2 separate regions of the Homo sapiens genome follow, and region 2 is linked to region 1. The links are chromatin loops, found by intact Hi-C in ENCODE. Cell type or tissue: tibial artery. All regions are shown on one strand. Each heading gives the region's core, and the rest is flanking DNA. Links, peaks and the distances in the headings are about the cores only.

Region 1 (5,392 bases), core at 164-5,163:
TTTGGGTTAAGAATTCTGCAATATTCCTGAAGTTTGCATGAGATGTCACTCCCTGATTCATTTGTAATACTTTATTTTTTAACGTTGATATGTAAAATCCTTAGTCTATCTATCTGTAATAGATTTTTGTCAGTGTGTCAGGCCCTGCTCTATGCATGATTGTGCAAGGCTTGCACTGAATAACACTATGAGGCACCATTCACAGAACAGGTACAATTATCTTGACAATTTCTAATAGATGGAAACAAAGTTGAGTAAGGCAATTAGTAAATAACACTAGTTTACTGTCATAATAAATTATTATAAAATTCTGTATTTGTGTTCATAAATAACATTTCTCTATAGTTTTCTCTAGTTATATTTTTGGGGGGGGTTATAGTGGTATTAGAAAATAAACTGGACACTTTCCCATCATTTCCCATGCCTGAAATTCTTTTAATAGTATTGAATTTTTTTACATGTTAGATAAAGTATGGCCCTTATCTAATCTATGTCTTTTTGTATTAGTGAATTTTAATCAGTTTTCTAACTTTTCTATCATTATTAGTCTATTCAAATTTCCACTTGATCTTGGATCAATTTTAGTAATTTGTACTTTCTAGAACAATCCTATATTTCCCAAAGGTTTTCAAAACTATTGCTATGGAATTCTGTGTATTAGTCTTTCAAAAATTGTGTAAGCTTTCTTGTGGTTTTAATCATATCTTCTTTCTTCATACTAGTTTTAAAAGTTATTCTTTACCTAGTGTTGTTTTCTTTATTTTCCTTAATTAGGCATATAAAGTGTTCCTTTTACTAGCCTTTGTGTAGAATCAGCTTTTGGATTTATTTACCCATTCTAATATTTTAGGGGGCTACTAAATTTATTAATTTTAATTTTAAGTTTAATTAGTCTAATCTATTTTGTTTTTATTATTTTGAATTTTTTTAAGTTAATTACTTGGTGCCCTTTAAAAATGTTCTTCTGTCATGATGAAGGCATTTAAGTTTTACACTTTTCTTCCTTTAAATACTGAGTTGTGTATAATCATTAGATTTTAATATAAATTGTTCTCATTTGTATTGCTTTCTATGTTGTATATAATTTTTCCTTTTAATTTCCTAAATGTTTCAAGTGTTGTTTAGTATTCTTAATTTTACATATAATGTACTCTGATCAAACCTACATGTTTTTCTAATAGTACTAGATTATAATACACAATGTGTGCTGCAACACCTCCATTATTTAATACTTTTTTATGTTTTATTTTTTTCAAGTAGCTATTTGAATTTGTGTAAATATTCACTGGTCTAAAAAATGCTTATTTTCATTTCAAAGGCAATGCTTTAAACAAATATAAATTGTTTGATTATTTGCCTTTGTATATCCACACTTGTATTTCAGCTTCCAGATGTATCAAATGTAGAGAAGTGAAATCATCCTACATAATTGTATTTTTGTGTATTCTCTGTGTATTTCTAACCGTTTTTACTTTTTATATTTAGCTGCAACTTTTGTGTTACAGATTTTTTACTATGATTTCTTTCAGAAAATCATATAACTATGTAATGAAATCTTGTTTAAATTCAACTTTATTTGGTATTACTGGAACTGCTGCTATTCCACTTTAAGTGCACTTCCTGATTTCTTTTTTACCAATTTCTTTATCTTCACTTTTTAAATCACATTATTATTAGTGTTTCTGTAGATGGCACCAATAATCGTTTCTAATCTAATCTTGCCATTTCTATCTTTTAATAGTACTATTCATTTACATTTAGTATGAAAAATATTTAATTTTAGTTTTTTCTTTTATTATATTAATACATTTTTACATTATGAATTGCTCAATTATTTCACCTTTTCTAGCTAATTTTAAAGTTTATTTACTTTCTCTTCCTTGCAACTTGTAATAAAAATAGCTTACTCTACTTTATATAAAAAAAAATCAAGTTTTTCCTTCACCTACTATTAAGGGCTCTTACTGCTTTCCTCCACATCCTAATAAGATGAAACCTTTAGAATTATCTTCATTTTACATCCTCCTTCCCTTCTCTCACCCATTAGATAAAATTTAGAAATAAGTTTATTAATATCACTTTATCCAACTCTAGGGTGTGAAATTTTCTTGTGTTTTATTTCTTCTATAGTAACCATACTTCATGTTACACTTTATGTTAACAAACAATCTAGCATTATCCATTTTTATTTAACCATACATTATATAAACCAAATTAGATATATCAAATTAATCATGTATTCATCTATCAGATAATTTTGGAATGCTTATTTTATGTGACTCTTCAAGCTCTGGAGTCTAGCCATGACAAAACAAACACTTTTGCTGTCATGGAGTCTGCATCCTAGTAAGCTTTTCATCATTTAGTCTACTCCTTGATTTCTCCATCTCAAATCCCATTATGGCTGATTAGTAGTAGACGGTGGTATTTAATCAAATATTTTCCTTTGATAAAATAAGTGAATGCTGTGGTTTGAATATGCCCTCCAAAGTTCATGTGTTGGAAGTTTAATCCCCAGTGTAACAATGTTGAGAGGTGGGGTGTTTAAGATGTGATTAGGTCACAGGTTTCTGCCATCATGAGTGGATTAATGCTGTTGTAATGAATGTAGATTAGTTACTGTGGGAGTGGGTTCCTAATGAAAGAATGAGTTTGGTCCCCTTTCTCTCTCACATGTGTGTGCTCTCTTGCCCTTCTGCCTTCCACCATGAGACAATGTGACAAGAAGGCTCTCATCAGATGGAGCTCCTTGATCTTTGACTTCCCAGCATGCAGGGCCATAAGCCAAATAAACATCTATTGTTTATAAATTACCCAGTCTCAGGTATTCTACTATAGCAGCACAAAATAAACTAATCCAGTGAACAATAATTTTCTTGAATTTTTTCAGTTTGCTGAATAATATCTTTGGGCAGCCTTTTTTACTCTACTGTAATGTCCCATGTTGCATATGAGAAATTAGATGCTAATCTTGCATTTTACCATTTGTAGATAACTTAAAGAGAGAAGTATACGTGTCTATACTTGTGTGTGTGTGTGTGTGTGTGTTTCTGTGTGTATGATAGAACTAAAAAAAAAAAAAAACTGTGGCTATTAGTTGGATAATGATATGGTTCAGCTCTGTCCCCACCCAAATCTCACCTTGAATTGTAATAATCCCCACATGTCAAGGGTGGGACCAGGTGGAGATAATTGAATAGTGATGTTAGTTTCCCCCATACTGTTCTCATGATAGTGAATAAGTCTCATGAGATCTGATGGCTTTATAAATGGGAGTTTTCTGCACAAGCTCTCTCTTTCCTGCCACCACGTAAGATGTCCCTTTGCTCTTCCTTCATCTTTCGCCATGATTGTGAGTCTTCCTCAGCCATGTGGATCTGTGAGTCCATTAAGATTAAGCCTCTTCCCTTTATAAATCACCCAGTCTCAGGTATATTTTTATTAGCAGCATGAGAACAGACTAATACAGATAAAAATGTGGAAGACATAAATAAAAGATGACACGCATATACTGTATATACATTTACTGTATATAGCTTAAGAAAATGGTTGATGCTGGTAAAATTTAATGAGGTAAGAACCGCAACTGGGAGAACAAAATTAGGTGGAGATGGGTCGGGCGCGGTGGCTCATGCCTGTAATCCCAGAACTCTGGGAGGCCGAGGTGGGCGGATCATGAGGTCAGGAGATGGAGACCATCCTGGCTAACACGGTGAAACCCCATCTCTACAAAAAATACAAAAAATTAGCCGGATGTGGTGGCACGCACCTGTAATCCCAGCTACTCGGGCGGCTGGGGCAGGAGCATCGCTTGAACCTGGGAGGTGGAGGTTGCGTGAGCCGAGATCGCGCCGCTGCTCTCCAGCCTGGGCGACAGAGCGAGACTCTGTCTCAAAAAAATAAATAAATAAAATAAAAATTTAAAAAAATAAAATTAGGTAGAGATGATGAATTTAAATCAGAATTCTGGGATCAAACCATGAAGAGACTGAGGTTAAAAACAGGAGAATTTTCAATGTTCTCTTTCACTGGTAATTGTTCTAATTACTGCGAAGAGATAGGAAACACTACGGAGAAGCTGGGCGCAGTGGCTTATGCCTGTAATCTCAGCACTTTGGGAGGCCAAGGCGGGCGGATCACCTGAGGTCGGGAGTTCAAGACCAGCCTGACCAACATAGAGAAACCCCGTCTCTAGTAAAAATTAAAAAAAAAAAATTTAGGCCAGGTGTGGTGGCACATGCACATTCCTGTAATCACAGCTCTACGGGAGGCTGAGGATGCAGTGAGCCGAGATCGCGCCATTGCACTCCAGCCTGGCCAACAAGAGAGAAACTCCGTGTCAAAAAAAAAAAAAAAAGAAAGAAAGAAAGAAAGAAAGAAAGAAAGAATGAAGGAAAACACTATGGAGAGACTCTCCTAGAGAAGCCAGAAATGTCTTAGGACTGTTTTGCCAACAGAAAGATATATGCTAAGTTTTAGGGGGTATAAGTTTTAAAATTAAGAAATATAAAACTTGCTATGCAAATTTCTGAGTTTTGGTTTCCTTATGTCAAATAGTTGTAATCAATGCACTGAATATGGGTTCACAAGTCAAGAAGGAATTCTTCCCACCGAAGTAGTATGTACAGTAGTTAAGCAAATAAACTCTAGAGCCAGGCTACTGTGGTTTGGATGAAAGTTTTCCTCTATAATACTTCTGTGGTATTGGCTGAGCTAATATTCTACTTAAATATTCTTATCTGAAAAAGTATATTAAATCCAACCTCACAGAATTTTAGCAATAATTATGTGAATTAAGTGAATTAATAACTGTATAATTCTTATGAAAATAAGAAATTGGAATTTTTTGTTTGTATTTGGACATCAACTACTGCAGAATGTGTTTCCACATTAAATGTATTTACTTGTCCTGATTGTAGCGCTTTAGCATGAACTAGCAGATTAAGCATTGTTTTCAGGTTTTCACATATATTATTTGCTAGCACAGGTACATAGGATAATAACAAATAAATCCAAGATTACTCTAATGTTTCTGTTTGTGGTATGAGACCACTAATGTTGACGAACATACATAACATTCATTAATGTTTAACATGTCATCATAGTAGGACATAGTGTTGCTTTGTATCAAAAGTATTAATTTCTGAAACAAAACACTTGATGCCAAAAAAAGTCAAAGCCAGTAGATCTCCTCATGGAGCAAATATATAGAAATAATAAAAAAGATGTAATAATAACCACCATTATCCCCCAAACATGTGGACATTTCAAGATCAGAAATCCCTGAGAAACAAACAAGAAAGAGTAGAGTGAAGTAACAGTAATCATGAGAAACTGTGGTTGAAAACAAGCATGGAAACATTCTATCATGGAAAATAAAAAAATATATATA
Region 2 (5,392 bases), core at 186-5,185, 560 kb before region 1:
TACTTAGGGCTTCTGCTATTTCTTATGACTCTGGTGGAATAGTCAGACCTTGCCTCAACTTCATTTCTACTATTTTCACCAAGATCACAAAGCCACAGCATTGAAAACATTGACCTTGGTTTTGAAAAGCACAGCTATAGAGCTGACAATGTATACCATGTGGAAAAAATGCCTTAAAATATTAAACTGCATCAATATATTTCTAAGTAAAAAAGTGAGTGTGGTGCCTCTGTGTGTGTGTGTGTGTGTGTGTGTAGGGTGATGGTGGTGGTGGTGATGGTGTGGGTGGGGAAGGGAAATGCACAATCTGCTTGACTTACCTAGGCTAGAAAAAAATTATTGGCTTGGGGTTTCAGGAAAAAACAAAATAAAAGTAAAACTGTCATCCCATTAAAGTAATTGTTGAATATTTTTTCTTAATTTATTTTTTGAAGAGCTATTAAATAGGCTGTGACACTTGTTGGTGGTAAAAAATGAGCCAGTAGCAATTATTTCCCCATGTCCTTGTTGACTTGAATAATACCAACTTTGCTTTGCTATGTACAACCTAACTGAAAATGCAGACCCAATGACTAATGTCTCGGGTGTGTCAAAATGGCATGCAGGCAGTGTTTACAACTCATCTCTCTATTTAGCATTTCTCTCTGTTTCCAGATTAATGTTAGTTTCCTCTTAACTCATCAAGCTAAGTCCTTTCACAGGGGAATACAGATTCTATTGCAATTACCTGGAAGAATCTCTACTCAAGTACTTGTTGGAAGTTCTTTGGGTGGAGTAGGGGTTTTAACAGGGAAATAAGCACTGCAAAATTATGTCCAGCTGTGTACAAATATTTATGGGAACAGCCACAGCAACTAAAATAATCGGTACAAAGAAAAACAATTACCAAACAAACATGACATTGTTTAGATGCAGCAGAATATTCCATGGCATCCCTCTCAATTCTCCATTATGGCTGTATTTATTAAATCTCAAAAAATTAGAAAAATTTCTGAAATTAGAAAGTAGTTGGCAAGAACTGGGTAGGCACTAATTATCATCATTTTCTAGAATAAGGACATTAATTAAAGAAAATATAAAGAAAGGGTTGTATTCTAGCCCAGGTACCAAAACATGACTTAGAATACTTGGCAATTAAAAATATAAGTAATAATAAAAGGCTACATTTCAGAAATTTCTGTGTAAGAATTTGTAATTTATTGATCAGTGCAGCATTGACACAAATTAGAAAGAAAGTAGTAAAATATACAAGGGGAATCATATTGATTTTATTTAAAAATATAGGTTGGAGTTCATATAGATTTACATATCTCTTAGGATAAATCTACTTCTGAGAGACTCAGAGCCCAGTGTCTAAGAACAGTGGGTTTTAACATAAATACAATACTTCATGTAGCACTCACTCAGGCTCAGCTCAGAACCACCTGCGTGTGCCCCTCCCACCAGCTTCAGGCTTCCCACAACCTTGCCCTGTGACAGCCAGTAGCCTCAGCCACTCCTGAGGGCATGCTGGGCACCCAGTGCATAGGCTTGCCCGTGGAGGTCGCCACGGAAGTCTGGACTGCTGAGGCATGTGGCTCATCTGCCGGCAGGTATTCTTTTGATCACAATGGATAGTGACTCTTCTCTTCTGCCTGAGAGTGGTTCAAAATTGAGTCTTCCAACTTCAAAATGACCAGGAAGCTTTCAGAGCCTGTTGAGGAACAGAAGAGTCCCCAGGAAGAGCTCCAGTCTACAGCTGCCAACGAGATTGACACAGAAGATGGGTGATTTCTGCATTTCCAACTGAGGTACCTGGTTCATCTCACTGGGACTGGTTGGACAGTGGGTGCAGCCCACAGAGGGCAGGGCATCGCCTCACTTGGGAAGTGCAAGGGGTCAGGGGATTTCCCTTTCCTAGCCAAGGGAAGCTGTGAGTGACTGTACCTGGAGGAGTGGTACACTCCTGCCCAAATACTGTGCTTTTCCCACAGTCTTCACAACTGCCAGACCAGGAGATCCCCTCCCATGCCTGGCTCAGTGGGTCCCATGCCCATGGAGCCTTGCTCACTGCTAGCGCAGCAGTCTGAGATTGACATGGGATGTGGGAGCTTAGCAGGTGAGGGGCGTCTGCCACTGCTGAGGCTTGAGCAGGTGGTTCTGTGGTCACAGTGTAAACAAAGTGGCAGGGAAGCTTGAACTAGGTGGAGCCCACCACAGCTCAGCAAGGTCTACTGCCGCACTAGATTCCACCTGTGGGGGCAGGGCACATATCAACAAAAGGCAGCAGACAGCATCTCCAGACTTAAACGTCCCTGCCTGACAGCTCTGAAGAGAGCTGTGGTTCTCCCAGCGTGGCGTTTGGCCTCCGATAAAGGACAGACTGCCTCCTCAAGTGGGTTCCTGACCCCGTGTAACCCAACTGGGAGACACCTCCCAGTAGGGGCTGACAGACTCCTTATACAGGCAGGTGCCCCTCTGGGATGAAGCTTCCAGAGGAAGGATCAGGCAGCAATATTTGCTATTCTGCAGCCTCCACTGGTGATACCTAAGCAAACAGGTTCTGGAGTGGACCTCCAGCAAACTCCAACAGACCTGCAGCTGAGGGACCTGTCTTTTAGAAGGAAAACTGACAAACAGAAAGGAATAGCATTAACATCAACAAAAAGGACATTCACACCACAAAACCCCATCTGTAGGTCACCAACATCAAAGACCAAAGGTAGATAAAACTACAAAGTAGGGAGAAACCAGAGCAGAAAGTCTGAAAATTCCAAAAACCAGAATGCCTCTTTTCCTCTAAAGGATCACAACTCCTCACCAGCAATGAAACAAAACTGGACAGAGAATGAGTTTGACGAGTTGACAGAAGTAGGCTTCAGAAGGTGGTAATAAAAAACTTCTGTGAGCTAAAGGAGCATGTTCTAACCCATCACAAGGAAGCTAAAAGCCTTGAAAAAAGGTTAGATGAATGGCTAACTAGAATAGTCAGTGTAGAGAAGAGCTTAAATGACCTGATGGAGCTGAAAACCACAGTATGGGAACTTCGTGAAGCATACACAAGCTTCAATAGCCAATTTGATGAAGTGGAAGAAAGGATACCAGCGATTGAAGATCAAATTAATGAAATAAAGTGAGAAGACAAGATTAGAGAAAAAAGGGTGAAAAGAAATGAACAAAGCCTCCAAGAAATATGGCACTATGTGAAAAGACCAAATCTACATTTCACTGGTGTACCTGAAAGGGATGGGGAGAATGGAACCAAGTTAGAAAACACTCTTCAGGATATTATCCAGGAGAACTTCCCCAACCTAGCAAGGCAGGCCAATTTTCAAATACAGGAAATACAGAGAACACCACAAAAATACTCCTTGAGAAGAGCAACCCCAAGACTCATAAGTGTCAGATTCACCAAGGTTGAAATGAGGAAAAAATGTTAAGGGCGGCCAGAGAGAAAGGGAAGCCCATCAGATTAACAGCGGATCTCTCGGCAGAAACCCTACAAGCCAGAAAGGGTGGGGCCAATATTCAACATTCTTAAAGAAAAGAATTTACAACTCAGAATTTTATATCCAGCCAAACTAAGCTTCATAAGTGAAGGAGAAATAAAATCCTTTACAGACAAGCAAATGATGAGAGATTTTGTCACCACCAGGCCTGCCTTATAAGAGCTCCTGAAGGAAGCACTAAACATAAATAGGAACAACCACTACCAGTCACTGCAAAAACATGCTAAATTGTAAAGACCATCTACGTTATGAAGAAACTGCATCAATTAACAGGTGAAATAACCAGTTGGCATCATAATGACAGGATCAAATTTACACGTAACAATATTAACTTTAAATGTAAATGGGCTAAATGCCCCAATTAAAAGACACAGACTGGCAAATCGAATAAAGAGTCAAGATCCATCAGTGGGCTGTATTGAGGAGACCCATCTCATGTGCAAAGACACACATAGGCTCAAAATAAAGGGATGGAGGAAGATCTACCAAGCAAATGGAAATAAAAAAAAAGCAGGGGTTGCAATCCTGGTCTCTTATAAAACAGACTTTAAACCAACAAAGATCAAAAGAGACAAAGAAGGCCATTAAAAAATGGTAAAAGGATTAATTCAACAAGAAGAGCTAACTATCCTAAATATATATGCTCCCAATACAGGAGCAGTCAGATTCATAAAGCAAGTTCTTAGAGACCTACAAAGAGACTTAGACTCCCACACAACAATAATGGGAGACTTTAACACACCACTGTCAATATTAGACAGATCAATGAGACAGAAAATTAACAAGGATATCCAGGACTTGAACTCAGTTCTGGACCAAGAAGACCTAATAGATATCTACAGAACTCTCCACCCCAAATCAACAGAATATACATTCTTCTCAGCACCACATCACACTTATTCTAAAATTGACCACGTAATTGGAAGTAAAGCACTCCTCAGCAAATATAAAAGAACAGAAATCACAACAAACTGTCTCTCAGACCACAGTGCAATCAAATTAGAACTCAGGATTAAGAATCTCACTCAAAACTGTACAACTACATGGAAACTGAACAACCTGCTCCTGAATGACTACTGGGTAAATAAAGAAATGAAGGCAGAAATAAAGATGTTCTTTGAAACCAATGAGAACAAAGACACATTTAAAGCAGTGCGTAGAGGGAAATTTATAGCACTAAATGCCCACAAGAGAAAACAGGAGAGATCTAAAATCGACACCCTAACATCACAATTAAAAGAACTGGAGAAGCAAGAGCAAACACATTCTAGCAGAAGGCAAGAAATAACTAAAATCAGAGCAGAACTGAAGGAGATACAGCCACAAAAAACCGTTCAAAAAAATCAATGAATCCAGGAGCTGGTTTTTTGAAAAGATCAACAAATTGATAGGCCACTAGCAAGACAAATAAAGAAGAAAAGAGAGGAGAATCAAATGACGCAATAAAAAATGATAAAGGGGATATCACCACCAATCCCACAGAAATACGAACTACCATCAGAGAATACCATAAATACCTCTATGCAAATAAACTAGAAAATCTAGAAGAAATGGATAAATTCCTCGACACATACACCCTCCCAAGACTAAACCAGGAAGAAGTTGAATCTCTGGATAGACCAAAAACAGGTTCTAAAATTGAGACAATAATTAATAGCCTAACCAAAAAAAGTCCAGCACCAGATGGATTCACAGCCGAATTCTACCAGAGGTACAAAGAGGAGTTGGTACCATTCCTTCTGAAACTATTCCCATCAATAGAAAAAGAGGAAATCCTCTCTAACTCATTTTATGAGGCCAGTATCATCCTGATACCAAAGCCTGGCAGAGACACAACAACAACAAAAAAATTTTAGGCCAATATCCCTGATGAACATTGATGCAAAAATCCTCAATAAAATACT

Evidence for each region. Peaks named below come from ENCODE experiments on the same cell type or tissue, not always from the same donor. Only the 100,000 strongest peaks of a DNase experiment are listed, where the experiment ranks them.
Region 2: it touches region 1 in a loop (10-fold over the local background); 2 of 110 quality-filtered maps call a loop at or near these places.

Annotation. Positions count from the first base shown.
Region 1 is chr6:81,174,721-81,180,112 of GRCh38, forward strand. No RefSeq gene overlaps it. Among named protein-coding and RNA genes, the nearest start is that of TENT5A, 580 kb to the right of the region's middle. In tibial artery, for the core only: no CTCF peak of the experiment used is centred there; no DNase peak of the experiment used is centred there; H3K27ac peaks cover 668 bases.
Region 2 is chr6:80,610,428-80,615,819 of GRCh38, forward strand. All of the region lies in intron 2 of LOC112267962 (a long non-coding RNA gene), which reads left to right. Among named protein-coding and RNA genes, the nearest start is that of BCKDHB, 510 kb to the left of the region's middle. In tibial artery, for the core only: no CTCF peak of the experiment used is centred there; no DNase peak of the experiment used is centred there.